2 separate regions of the Mus musculus genome follow, and region 1 is linked to region 2. Evidence: chromatin loops called from intact Hi-C (ENCODE). Cell type or tissue: heart. All regions are shown on one strand. Each heading gives the region's core, and the rest is flanking DNA. Links, peaks and the distances in the headings are about the cores only. Region 1 overlaps Gm41289 (predicted gene, 41289). Region 2 has its middle 38 kb from the start of Gm32383.

The links. Peaks named below come from ENCODE experiments on the same cell type or tissue, not always from the same donor. Only the 100,000 strongest peaks of a DNase experiment are listed, where the experiment ranks them.
Region 1: it touches region 2 in a loop (3-fold over the local background); 3 of 42 quality-filtered maps call a loop at or near these places.

The regions. Positions count from the first base shown.
Region 1 is chr15:32,762,931-32,769,940 of GRCm38, forward strand. The region is part of intron 1 of Gm41289 (predicted gene, 41289); the gene reads right to left. Among named protein-coding and RNA genes, the nearest start is that of Gm41289, 6.7 kb to the right of the region's middle. In heart, for the core only: a CTCF peak has its summit at 3,550 (motif pointing left); no DNase peak of the experiment used is centred there.
Region 2 is chr15:31,669,958-31,676,967 of GRCm38, forward strand. No RefSeq gene overlaps it. Among named protein-coding and RNA genes, the nearest start is that of Gm32383, 38 kb to the left of the region's middle. In heart, for the core only: a CTCF peak has its summit at 3,315 (motif pointing right); no DNase peak of the experiment used is centred there.

The DNA.
Region 1 (7,010 bases), core at 2,366-4,865, 1.1 Mb after region 2:
TTGAACATGATAATCTCAGAGAATCCTCTTTTTGGGCAGGCGAGGGAGTGACAAATACTTACATATATATAGAAAGCAGGCAACAAAGCACAGAAAGGACAATACCAAAGATCCAGCCAGCAAAGCATTTAACAACTGAAAATACAGAGCCATACCTACATAGCCATTTGATACAATATATGTGGGTATAGGTCATCCCAACATCTCCCCTTTTTAGTCTAAGAAATGGCTTTATCTCTTAACATCAGTACACTATATACAATAAGGACAATTATGAGAACTATCTGGGTAAGAATTATATTCATAATGGCCAGTCTATTTGTATTTGGCAACTTTGGAGAAAGTACTCCACCATCTCTCCTATCTTGTGTGTTCAAAGTTCTGTACAGGGTTTGGGTCAGATTAGCAAGGGAAAGAAATCTGAAGCATATATCCCTTAAATAATTTTCTTATCACCACTTAAGCATTCCATCCTCTAACCTTCACAACTTTCATTTACCAACCTTAAAATACCTTCTTATAACTTAAGAGTTCACATTCTCCAACTTTCTTAACTTGCATTTTCCAGCTTTAAAGCATCTTCCTACACCCTAAAATACATTCTTAAATTCTTCACAATTTAAGTTTTTATGTCTTCCAACCTTTGAATGCTTCACACCACTTTTTTGAGTTTCTCTTTTCTGAATCTGGTAACAAGGAAAATTGTAAGGCAGACATGTAGCTCTAGGAGAATGAAACCTGTGGTCTGAATGTTACCTATGAAGATAAGTAAAGTGGTTGTGACTGATAAACTGATAAAACTACAACTAGTCTTCAACCCCATTGGAGACTCGAGAAGGATAAATTTCATCTGAGTAAGCAGGAAGTGCTGACCAAGCAGTTGCTGAGCCTATAAAAATGGCAGAGACTTACTAACAACCTTGACTCTCACCCAGTGTTTCTCTGTGGTTGGTGGGGCATGCATCTTCAGCCACCTGGCCCAGAAGATTTGACAGACTTTCCTGTGAATCTAAATCTATACATCTTCTAAAGAAAGAAAGAAAGAAAGAAAGAGAGAGAGAGAGAGAGAGAGAGAGAGAGAGAGAGAAAGAAAGAAAGAAAGAAAGAAAGAAAAGCCATATGTGTGACAATGTGTAGATGAGTGTGTAAGAGGTAACATTAAGTAAAACAAGTCAGGTAGAGAAAGGACGCGGACTTGGACTGTGTGGAACAAAGTAGTGTTAGCAGTCAGGCACCTCTGTGGACAGCCCAAAAGGGACTCCCACGACAATACTGACAATCAGGCATCTTCCTAACCAGCCCCTAAAGGAGTTGGCAATGGCAATTCCCATTGTTGCCCTGTTGTCTCCTGCGCATGAGCCATGGCCCTAGTAAATAGGTGAGACGCCCCACCCCTACTCCCCAGCCTCTGTACCTCTTCCTTTACTTCCCTCCTGAGGTCCGTTGAACGGTGTGACTTTGTCTGAACCGTCACTTAGTTCCATCAAGTGAAAGGACATGAGTATAGGATTGGTAACAGACAGGAAGCAGGCCTACCAAGATTCCAGCCTTCTACACAGTTGTAGAAGATAAGGCTGGAATAGGGACAGGGCCCGACTGCTAAACGGTCTCAAGTGTGTCTCCGAGGGTTCTGAACACGCATGTGTTTGACATCCAGTGCTGCCAGAGAGAAAGCGTCATGTTTGCTAATTTGCCATCTCAGTGGCATCAGGAGCACTTGTGAAACTACACCTTTCTCTGTGTGTTCTTGTCAGGGCACTGCATCATGACCCAAACATTACACACAAGAAAACTGGCAAGTGTCACTTCTTATCGGAGTCTTGATGCGGTACGCAGCAGAGCTAGGACGTATATAGGCTCTATGTTTTGATTTCCTATCCACGGCTTTCAAGTGCCCCAGAACCCATAACTCTGGTCTGTGTGGGTCCTCCAGGACAGACTGAGCCAACTCCAGTTTACATTGTACAAGTCTACTCCTAGCCATGTTAAAATAGCTCCTTGTAAGAATACTGTTGGCTGTTAATTTACTTAAATTTAGCTAAGTGTTTCCACTAGTGAAAATTACTCTTATTATATGAGTGGGGCTTACATATTTATTTACCTATGTTTTGGGGTTTATTAAAACAGAATATTATACCAGATTACTAATTTTTTGATTCAGAATTACTTTATATTCTAAAAATATTTAATTTTTCAGAAATTATTTTGTTTAAAAATTTGCATTCTGTAATACATGCAGTATTATAAATGCCACTCACATAAAAGGACCGTATTTGCCAATATGACCTCCAGTTTGGTAAGAAAGGTTTCTTAATTGTTGGGAAGTGATAAATCACCTTTTAAGAAGCAAGCAGGGGAGAGAGGACTCACACTCAGGGGTATGGTCCATCTTAGTGAGAAAGGCACGGGAGAAGGAACAGAAGGCAGCTGGCCATGGTGCACCAACAGCTAGGGAGCAGAGAGAGATGGACGCTGCTATCCAGCTAGCTTGCTGGTTTTGTGTTATGAATGAACTCTACCCTAGAATAGTTCCAGACATATTTAGGGTGGGTCTTTCTATCCTTAATTTGCTTGATCTAGAAACCCCCTCAAGACGCGCTTAGCGACATGTATTTTCAGTGACTCCAGATTGAAAATCAGTATTAACTATGACACCTAAATTTTATTGTATTTTTTCATTCAAACTCCCAGGCTTCAACATAGAAACATAGGAAACAAAACTTTTAAGCTATTTCTCTCTGTGCTATTGCCTCACTGGTTCATTTAGATATTTGCCCAACATGTGCATTTGAATAGCGTAGTTTGACATCTTTCAAACATAAAGAATGCTCACTGGAAATCTCAGCTGATAGAGTGTGCAACTTAGATAATTGCACAAGTGAGTCAGTTTCCATAAGCATCACATCTCTAGTTTTAAGATAAAATATCTTTAAATGGATAGGCACGAAGAGGTGAACTCACAGGAGTTTGGGTTTTCTTCATGGGTGTGTGTAAGCCATGCCTTTGTGTTTCTCTTGCTTGATGTAAGTTGTCCAGGACACAATGCTGCAGGCACAGGTGTCTACCAATGTGAAGGCAGCTGCATTGTTTATGAAAACAATTGTTCTGGGATGGGCTACAAGATTCAAAATACTAATTTGAACATTTCCCCATCACTTCACTTTGTTCTAGAAGAAAATATTTCCCAACACTGGACACTGTAAGCCCAACAGCAAGTGAGAGGTTCTTCACCACTTGGGGTTTATTGTGTGCAAGACTGAAAGTCTCTGAACACACCTAGAAGGACTTCCTAGAATCATGTTAGTTCAGGTAGGAAGACACACCTGAAATGTGAGAGGCACAATTGTGTGGGATCCAATTATACCTCTAAGTAAAATACAACTCAGCTCATGAACTACAAAGATAATAATGGTCTGTTTGGTGTCTACTGTTTTGGAAACCTGTTTTCCACTGCAGCCGCTGTGGGTCTGACTTATAAGAGAAAGTGCTCAGATCTCTACACTGTTCCCTATTAGTGTTTAAAATGAGTGAACCATGCTTGCCCCCTAGTGGAAAGTCTATGTTATTGCACAATGCGGAGCACAAATAAATGATTCAGCCCTTTGTGTACTGCCCTAAGGGTTGGGGTGAATTCATTCATTTGATTCTCCTCAGTAATAAAATCTAGGCGGATTCTAGCCTGACCACGTGTGAACAGTGAGGTCCTGGATTGCACAAAAAGAGAGAGCTAGCTGAGCAGGAGTCATTCATTCATTCATTCATTCATTCATATTCTCTCCTCTCTCTCCTCTCTCTCCTCTCTTCCCTCTTTCCCCTCTCCCCCCTCTCCCCCCGACCCCTCTCTCCCCCGTCTCCCCTCTCTCCCCTCTCTCCCCCTCTCCCCTCTCTCCCCCTCCCCCCCCTCTCCCCCCTCTCCCCCCTCTCTTCTCTCCTTCCCCCCCTCTCGCTGATGTAAGATTGTAGAAATGGCATGTATTAGTTAGGCAAAGGCCTATAATATTAGCTTCCAGGAAGGTAAGGCAAGACAATGGGAATTTGAGACCAGCGTAGGCTACTTATTGAGACCATGGAGAGAGAAAAGAAAAGCAGGGCACATAGTTTTGACATTTGATCTCTCTGTCTATTGTTGAGTTCAGAGCACTTCCTTTATCTCACCAGAAATATTTAAGAGACTAATATACATGTAGCCTGCACATAAGAATTTATATATGTACAAACCTGCCCTAAACTTCATGAGGTAATGCTAATACTCATTTTTCATATGAAGCCAAAAAGGGATTAGGGAGCTTATGTAACCAAGCTCCATCTTCCCTCCTTTACATCCTGCTTATTGGGTCAGGACTCACCTCTATACCCTGAGCTGTATTTCTTCTGCTGCCCCTCTGACCAGTGTATGATGCTGTGGAGGGCAACAGTAACTTTCTGAATTAGCCTTTCTGTTCATTCAGTCTTTCAGACTGCACAAAATGCTTTTTTATCCAGGTCTAAGTACATCACATACTCTTAGGGAACGTTAGCTGTTGTTACTACAAAATACTGACTCACACTGTACCAATCTATGGAACTGGGCAAATGATGAAACAGAGAATGTGCTTAAGTTCCATTACACACAAGATAGAAGAAAGACATTTGCCGCTCAGTGAATTACATTTGCTCTAGTAAGTGCTGTGACATGACAATACACCTAGGATGATATCACAGAATTCCTGGAGAAGGGGTGTAACATAGAGATTTCAGACAAGGCAACCAACCTGGCCTCTTACAAGTATGAGAGAGAAGTCATTCTCCCCGAGAGACCTCAATTTTCAGAACCACAGTAACACATGAGTTGAAGTGGGAAGGGCTCCACAGGACAGAAGTTTCTGGGTTGATCAGTGTTGGCATTGTATATGAGCCGCAGGGAGTCTCTGGAGCTGGTGCTTTATATTTCTGCATCACAGAGCAGCTTCAGGGTCTGTTTACTTGGATTTCAAGGGATGTATATACTAACTGGTATTTCATCATGTACAAGTTTCAGAGTTGGTTTCACCATTAATTTTTTTTTACTTTTTAGTTTGTTTCTCAAATCTTTTGCTATTATGAACAATACATTGAGGTAGGTAGAGTGGAAATATGTATGGACTTGACTATTGGAGAGGCTGGGGTTTGAATTCTTCTCTGCCTGGAAAGTTTTCAACCCCTCCAAAGCTAAGTTTCATTATCTGTAACTCAAAGGTAGTCTTTTTGCTATAGCTGACTTCATATGTTGGGTAGGTTTTAAGTCATTGAAAGGGATTCAAGATCATGTTCTCTTTTTTTATTATTATTCTTTAATTTTGTCTTTTCTCATTCTTGCTGTATGGTGAAAGATTTTTGTTCTCCAGTTGTGTCTCCACTGTGTTTAGCTACTACATGCCCCAATACAATAGGACCAATGGACCTCAGACAAGTCTTTGTAGATTGATTATTACAAGTATCTATTGTAACAATGAAAAGCTAACAATATTTGTCTGTTATTATGCATTTATAACATGTCTGGCTCTGTGAAATGTGCACACTTAGACTCAGTCATCTTTATATGTACTTTAGTGATAAAATTATATTACTGTCATTCTCATGTGTCACGAAAGGAAGAACAATAGGAAGAGCTTGTACTACAAGTCAGGAAGGCATGTAGCCAGGACAAGAAGGCACTGGCGTCTTTCTGGTCAGTGCCAGCCCTGGGCCACCTTGGGCACAAACTCGGCAGATGGTCCCATAATCCCCAGAGAACTCTCCATGCAACATGAGCTCTGGCATGCCGAGGATCTTAGGGTCACTGAGGAGAGTCAGCCTCCAGAGACGGCTCTGACCCCGGGACTCAAGTGAGAGCACCATCTTATATCTCGGGTCTCTCAGAGACGAGTCATCCCAGGAGAGCACTCAGGCCACAGAAACAACAGAACTTCTTGGACAGGGTCCCATCGGGCCTTCAACTTCAGCTAGGAGGCAGATCTGAGCTAGAGACCTCTGTGCACCTTCCCTGCAAGAGGAGAGCTTGCCTGCAGAGAGTGCTCTGACCACTGGAACTCAGGAGAGAATTGGACTCCAAGGAGTGCTGACAGAGGCTAACATAATCACAGGAGGTACAATCCCTAGCCAGAGACAGCTAGAACATCTAACACCAGAGATTACTGGATCGTGAAAGGCAAATGTAATAATCTTACTAACAAAAATCAAGACCACTGGGCATCATCAGAACCCAATACTCCCACCACAAAGAGTCCTGGATACCCCAACACACCTGAAAAGCAAGATTTGGAATTAAAATCATATCTAGTGATGCTGGTAGAGGATTTTAAGAAGGGCATTAATAACTCATTTAAAGAAATACACGAGAGCACTGCTAAACATGTAGAAGTCCTTAAAGAGGAAGCATAAAACTCCCTCAAAGAATTACAGGAAAACATTGCTAAACAGGTAGAAGTCCTTAAAGAGGAAACACAAAAATCCCTTAAAGTATTACAGGGAAACACAACCAAACAGGTAATGGAATTGAACAAAACCATCCAAGATCTAAAAATGGAAGTAGAAACAATAAAGAAAACCCAAACAGAGACAACTCAGGAGATAGAAATTCTAGGAAAGAAGTCAGGAACCATAAATGTGAGCATCAACAACAGAGTATAAGAGATGGAAGACAGAATCTCAGGTGCAGAAGATTCCATAGAAAACATGGACACAACAATCAAAGAAAATGCAAAATGCAAAAAGATACTAACTCAAAACATCCAGGAAATCCAGGACACAATGAGAAGACCAAACCTACAGATAATAGAAATAGATGAGAATGAAGGTTTTCAATTTAAAGGGCCAGTAAATATCTTCAACAAAATTATAGAAGAAAACTTCCCTAACGTAAAGAAAGAGATGCCCATGAACATAAAAGAAGCCTACAGAACTCCAAAATAGACTGGACCAGAAAAGAAATTCTTCTCGACACATAATAATCAGAACAAGAGATGCACTAAATAAAGATAGAATATTAAAGT
Region 2 (7,010 bases), core at 2,095-4,594:
AACCAGAACTACTAAACTGAAGCCATTGCTTTGCTGGGATACTCAGTGCTGGTTGGCTGGAGCTAAGAATTTAGTGGTGGTGGTTAAGAAGAGACTGGTACTGTTGATGTGAAATCTTCTGGGAAGTGTTTCCTGAGAGTTAGCACACAAAAAGCTATGTTTCAGTGGCGACCAAGGTTATACCTAACACTGTCAACCAAACTTGGTAGTATGGGAGTCACCTAGGTGGTGCTGGTTTTTAAGGCATCAAGTCATCAATGGAGAATAGCTGAGACTTGAAGCTAGGAGAGCCATTAGTGAAGGTGCAGCCTCAGTAGACATTGAGGCTTGGTACCATGAAGAGAGCCTATTGGTGAAAGTGTAGCCCAGTTGCATCAGAAAACCCCAGCAGTTTTGGAAATAAATACCAATACCATGAATAACCACAAAGGACAGCATCAGCAGTGGAGTGGAGCCAGATGGAGCCTTGAAGACAAGCTGTATGCTACAGAGGGCAGAGCTGGAGAAGTGACCCAAGCCCTTTGGAGGAGTCCAGATCATGAGTTGATCCTACACATTGGATGGTTGGGATTTGCTTTTTCTTTGCTTTGCTTTGCTTGTGATTGTGCCCTGATTTTTCTCCCTTGAAGTATGAAAGTATTTTACTGGAGCCCACAGTTGAGAGAGTTTACATTTTAAAAGACTTTGGATTTAAAAAGTGATTGGAAATTTTAAAGGGACTGAAATTTTAATGTGTTTGAATTTGCAAAGACTGTGGGACTTTTAAACTTATGTTTTTAATGTGAGATCTTAAGGATGAATAAGAAAGGAAGGCTTGTGGCTTAATAGTGATATATTTGTGAATTAAGTTGACAGGGAGTCAGTTGTACTGGCTGGTTTTGTGTCAACTTGACACAAGCTAGAGTCATCAGAGATGAAGGAGACTCATTTGAGGAAATATCTCCATGAGATCCAGCTCTAAGGTATTTTCTCAGTTAGTGATCAATGGGGGAGGGCCCAGTCCATTGTGGGTTGGTGCTATTCCTGGGCTGGTAATCCTGGGTTCTGTAAGAAAGCAGGCTGAACAAACCACGAGGAGCAAGCCAGTAAGTAGCACTCCTCCATGGCCTCTGGGTCAGCTCCTGCCTCCGGTTTACTGCTGTGTGAGTTCCTGTTCTGACTTCTTTCAATGATGATCAGCAATGTGGAAGTGTACGCCTAATAAACCCTTTCCTTTTCAACTTGCTTCTTGGTCATGATTTTTTGTTGCAGCAATAGAAACCCTATCTAAGACACACCACACATAACTGCCACCATTGTGCCTTTTAGGGATATCACACTGGTCTTTGTTGTGGTTCACAGGCAGAATGAAGGGAGGAACAGTGTTGAGGCTTGGAAGATGGACTGTGTAACAGTACACTGTAGTTGGTGCCATGCTGACATTTAAAGAATTGCCTCCACTGAGCTGTAGGGGTTCAGAACTTGTGCTCGACTTTTATGTGCTAGAGAATGTGGCCCTGTTGCCAACAATTTTTAGAAAAGCCCTAACCCCAATGCTTAAACACATTGCTGTAATTCCACTCTCCATAAAGTGATCTTTAAATTGTATTTCGAGGCTGGGAAGTGCACATCAGTGACATGCTTAACTGTATAGCCTCCCCTAAACAGGAATCTAGACCTATCTGTATGCAAATACAATGCTTCAAGTTCATTATTGTTATTAGGAAATGGAAATACAGCCAGAGCAGAAATCACAGTGTATTTCCCTTTGCCTAGGCTGTGCTTTCATCGATGGCGCTTCTGAAGGACTTCGTGCATTTAGTGACCCATTACAATGAATGATTTTATATCCTAATGTAAAATTAAAGAAATTCAAGGATCTGCCTAGAAGATGATACACTTGCTTAAACCCACACCAGTGTCTCTGCTGGCTATTCTAGCTATGTTAGTGGAAGATTATTGGAAAAGAAAATGTTCAGGCTATGTGAACACTCTTACTTTCAATGTTTTTATTTTTCTGAGCAGGTATTGAGCAGAATTTCTTGCCTTTTGTATGACATATAAGGCACAAAGTCAACAGGAAAAACTACTCTTCGAGGAGAAATACAACGCCTTGTTTTTAAACTATCTCTTTCCCCCTTTCCTCTCTGATGAGCATTCCTGGCTTCTGGCTTCTGTGTTTGTCTCAGCTGGAGGTTCTATTGCTGTGAAGAGACACCCTGACCATGACAACTTGTGTAAAGGAGCATTTAGTTGGAGCTCACTTACAGTTCTGAACTTTAGTTCACTGTCATGGCAGCATGTGAGCAGACATGGTGCTGGTGATGTAGCTGAGAGTTCTACATCAAGGTCAACAGGCAGCAGGAAGAGAGAGTGGCATCGGGCTTGACTTGAGTGTTTGGAAGCTCAAAGCTTAACCCTAGTGACTAACTTCTTCCAACAAGGCCATGCTCACTCCAACAAGGTCATGGCTTCTAAGAGTGCTACTCCCTATGAGCCTACGGAGTCAGTTTCATTCAAACCATCATAGCGTCTGGTAGTTTCTTTTCCACAGCCCCATCGGGAAGGATTTATTTTACCCACCAGGGCATCCCCCAGGCTGTGTGTGCACCATCCTATGCAAATATTCTTTCTTGTGGCTCTTGTCCATGTTTACAATCCAACCACAAAAGGCATTACCAAGGAAATGAAGTGTGACCTTTGGGACCCGTCCTCATGGGCGCTCAAGCATGGAAGGCTCAGAAAATAGGGAGAAAAGAGACATTTATTTAAAAAAAATTAATGTTTTATTTAAACAATATTTTATATAATATTCACACATGCATACTGTGTGTTTGGATCAAATCCACTATCCATCCCTTGCCCTCTCAGCCCTCCTCTAACTCCCCCCCCATTTCCCCTCCCAACTTCCTGTTCTTACTCTCTATTGCTCTCTCTCTCTAAATACCCAGAGTCTAAACTTGCTTGTATGTGCATGGGTACAGCGCTTTCTACTGCAGCATGAGAAGCCTCCTAAGACCCTCATCACTCTCTCACACTGTCTTCCATAGAAAAGCCTTTCTCAGACCACGAGTCTTGTGAGCAAGACCTGTCTGTTCCCCCAAAGCTGGAGAAAGCCTGTATTCCTGCCTCACCTTGACTTTTCTCCATCATGAGGTACATGTGGGAGCCCCCTCCTACAATGGAACCCGCTTTGCCTCTGCTGCTCAAAGTCTTACCGTCATCACTCAGAGCTATTCTGCACAGCCTTCCGTGTTTGCAGAAATGGCACCTGTTCCAGGTACCAGCCTGAGGGAACTACTCGCATCAGTGACACTGCAGCATTGTGTGTTTAACTTTTCCAGTAGGTGGCAGTAAACTGACTTGTTCCAACTAAGGTCAGGCTTAAGCTAGAGGAACGTCTTGGATAAGACATGCCTATCTTTAATAACTGTCAGGAAAGAATTATATGGGTTATTGAGGCCTTGGACTGCCCCTGACCACCAGGGACTTAATGCTGTACTGTCTGAGATGTTCAACTTGAGAGGCACCAGCATTCATTCCTAGCTGGCTTCATCTACTCATTCTAAAGTGTTTTGAATGCTGGCTACATGTTGATGCTCTGAGAAATTTGAGGGTCTTATAAAATAGCTTTAGTCATGGGAGAGGTTTTCTACTTAAAACTTCTGGGACTCTGCCCACTTTCCAAGATATCCCAATCCCTTGTGTATATGCTTCAGGCAAGAGTATGAAGAGGAAGACCAATGCTATCTCCATGGCGAGCACTGAGTCCCAACGATCCTCCCATGAGCCACTGGGACTCCCTCAGCCTAGATAGGTGGGGATACTTTTTGTGGAGACTTAATGGCTGTTTCTCTGTAGCTAATGGTCCTCTGGTGCTCAGTTTTGGGAGCGGCCTGATACTGAGTACTCTTCATTAGTGTGGTGGATGTAAGCAAAACGAGAATCTATGTCTGTTGTTTAACAAATTCTGTATTAATTGTTTTATTTATTTGCATCCCAAATGCTGTCCCTCCCAGTTCCACTTTGCTGAGTTCTTCCACCCATTATCTCTGCTTTGCCTCTGAGAATAACTCCACCCCCCCACAGGTGTTCCCCAACCCTGGGGTATCAAAGCCACTGTTTGCTGTGGCTTATTATGGTATTTCAGGGACCTGCTATGTTAGCTGTTCCTGATGTAATCTTCACTCTTGCTGGAGCAACATGTAGGCTGACATACCCCTGAGGGGATAGAGAGCCTGGGATGAATGGGTAAGGTCCCCTAAATGGCCTGGGGTAGGTTCATAAACTTTTAAGTAAGGTTCAGTAAGCTAATTATTTTCTACCTTTTCTTTTTGGTTTGGTTTTTTTGAGCTATATTGTATAATATAGCTCAAGCTGGCCTCAGACTCAGAGTGTAGCAAGATGACCTTCCTGTCTCTACCTCCCACAGGTTGAGATTATAGGCATTCACCAGCATGCTTGGCTCTCTACCATTTCACAGTATTCTATCACAAGAGCCAGCAATGGGACAATGGGGTTGGTCTGACTGGGAGCAGTCAGACTTTTACCCTAGGTGGTATTTGCTGAATGTGGATATGAGCTGGGTCAGTCCCAGAGTAACCCCTACGTCACTTTATGCCACGTAGTGTTTGCAAAATGGAGAGCGATTAGAAACCTCAGGTGGGGCGATTTTACATCTGCCAAACCTCGTGATAAAATGTGCAGATGTCTATTTCACCTGGCTTTCCCCTTTTCACTAACTATTCTAGTAACTTTTGGTGATTAATTTTTCACAAATGTATCAGTCTGTGACAGACTAGAAGTAAAATCCTGGTCTTTACTCACAGGTAGTTTGAGAAGATTTGAGATGGTTCATTATCATAGGAGCAGGTTGCTATGGAAGCAAGTTCAGCTTCTACGTTTCTCTTGCCTGCCTTCACCTCACCACTGACCACATCAGCAACTCGCTCTGGGATGTCCCAGTCTCTGCAATAGTGAGGCAAAGTGAACCACTCTGTAAGTTACTCACCAGGTGGCATTTTGTTATAATCACAGGAAGTAGACTAAGATACACAACTCTGGGGCCAGCAGGAAGATGCTCAAGGCTTTACTGAATGGATCCTGGAGGCCACAGCTTTGGACCCAGGGATGGGGCATATGTGTGGAGCAATCTTGGCTTTGTAACTTCTTGTAGAACAAGTTTGTCGGTTTAGTCAAGGAGAAGGTGGACTGACCAGAGATCCCTTCAGACTTTGAAGGTGAATCACTGTAGTATGGCCACACAGAATGAAGTTGGACAGATCCCTTTAATTAAAACCAGACACCTTTTTCTATATGATCTTCTAGTGTATGTGATTAGATTCTTGGGGGGTGTGGGGGCAGTAACTATGGCTTATGAGCTAAATAAAACCTTGCGTGTCAGTGGCTTGACTCCATAGAAGTTGACTTCTGGTTCAAATAAAAGGTGCATAAATTGGTAACTTAAAGAACCAGGCTCCTTCCTCAGGGAAGAGGGCACACCTATGCGCTCTCCCTGGGAGTAGGCCAGAGCAAGTGTGAGGAGGGCGACTTCTTAGCCCCATTACTTATATTCCCACATGGCTGGTGAGAACCAGACCCCTTGCCTTTCACCAGTTCACCAGCGCCATTGAGGGGCCACAGGGACCCAGCAACATTGTCTATCTTATCAAGATCTAGTCTGCATCTGGGATGAGGTTGGTCAGTGATTTCTCAGGAGGAGGCCCGATTCTGTTAGGGAGAAGCTTGGACAAGCAGCTCAAAGACACATATCTAGCACAGGCCAGATCAAAAAGGTTCTCATAGAGGATGGGAGGGAGGTGTGAAACCCAGGTATGAGTACACAGTGGCATTTCCAGGGAGCCAGGGCCATGTATATACCAGCGAGGACTTGGTGCAGCCAAGGGACCATACAAGGGAGTTATGGGGAAAGACTCCTCTCCCTTAGAAGCGTAGGGGTGAGCTGGCATTACTGTGTGGAGCACACTTTGAGCGTGGAACCTAGCAGCCAAAAGCCTGCTCACCTATGATGACAGACACGAGTGTGCTCTTGCCCAGCTCCTGTGTCACTCACTGAGAGTGTTTGGGGTCTGCAGGACAGTCCACTTTGAGGGATTACCTGACCCACTTTTCCAGGGAGGACAATGGATGCCACAGCTGGGTCCTTCACTGACCCTGAGAAAGAGCCAGGGTGATAGGTGGGGGCAAGAGCTCACTCTCCTCCTTCAGGAAGCTTCCTTTTTTGTCTTGCCTCTTGGTCATCTTCTGCATCATAGACTTCAGAGGTCTGCACATAAAGGGTCCCTCATCTGGGGGATGAGGTGTTCTTGTTACCCATCTCCTCCACACTCAGCATGGATAACTGCCAACAGATTTTTCCCTCTCAGCATCTCTGAATTTACCAGTGTCATATCACCTGCAGGAGTGTGGAAACTGAGGCACAGAATGATGTAATCTCCAAATTGGGGTAAGTTCCAGAGTGTGCAGGGTCAGGAGTCTTCATCCTGGGTTATGTCTTTCCTCTGGGATGGTACTGCCCCTGCCCTTGGCCTTGCTGAGGCTTTCTAATGGTGCTCATTTATATTGTTATTTATATCACCATAATGGCAGAGCCCCTCTTCCCACCCAGACATAGGCCAGAGGAAGCCAGGTCTGGATCCTATGTGAGCGGATTTCTTCTTGTCTGATGCAGTGGTGGTAAGCAAAGCCTCTTGTAAATAAATAGTTTGGTTCCCAGTGAAATTGCCTATGCTGGAATTTGTGCCTTTAGGAGAAACATGAATAATGACTGGGACAGAGCATTCTTTTATTCGAGCCCAGATAATTTTAACTGTGATTGTAGCGATGTGAGAAAGGCCCAGCTAAGTATATTCTCTAGGTCATAAATTCCTTTGCTCCCTAATGTCCCAGCGTTATCTGGAGACTCTTGGCTGCGGCCTCGCCTTTCACTTCTGTCTTCCTTATTCACTGAGCTCCTTTCTCTGATTTGACTTGCTCAGCAGCTGCAGCCTAGCAGAGCCAGGAACACTTGC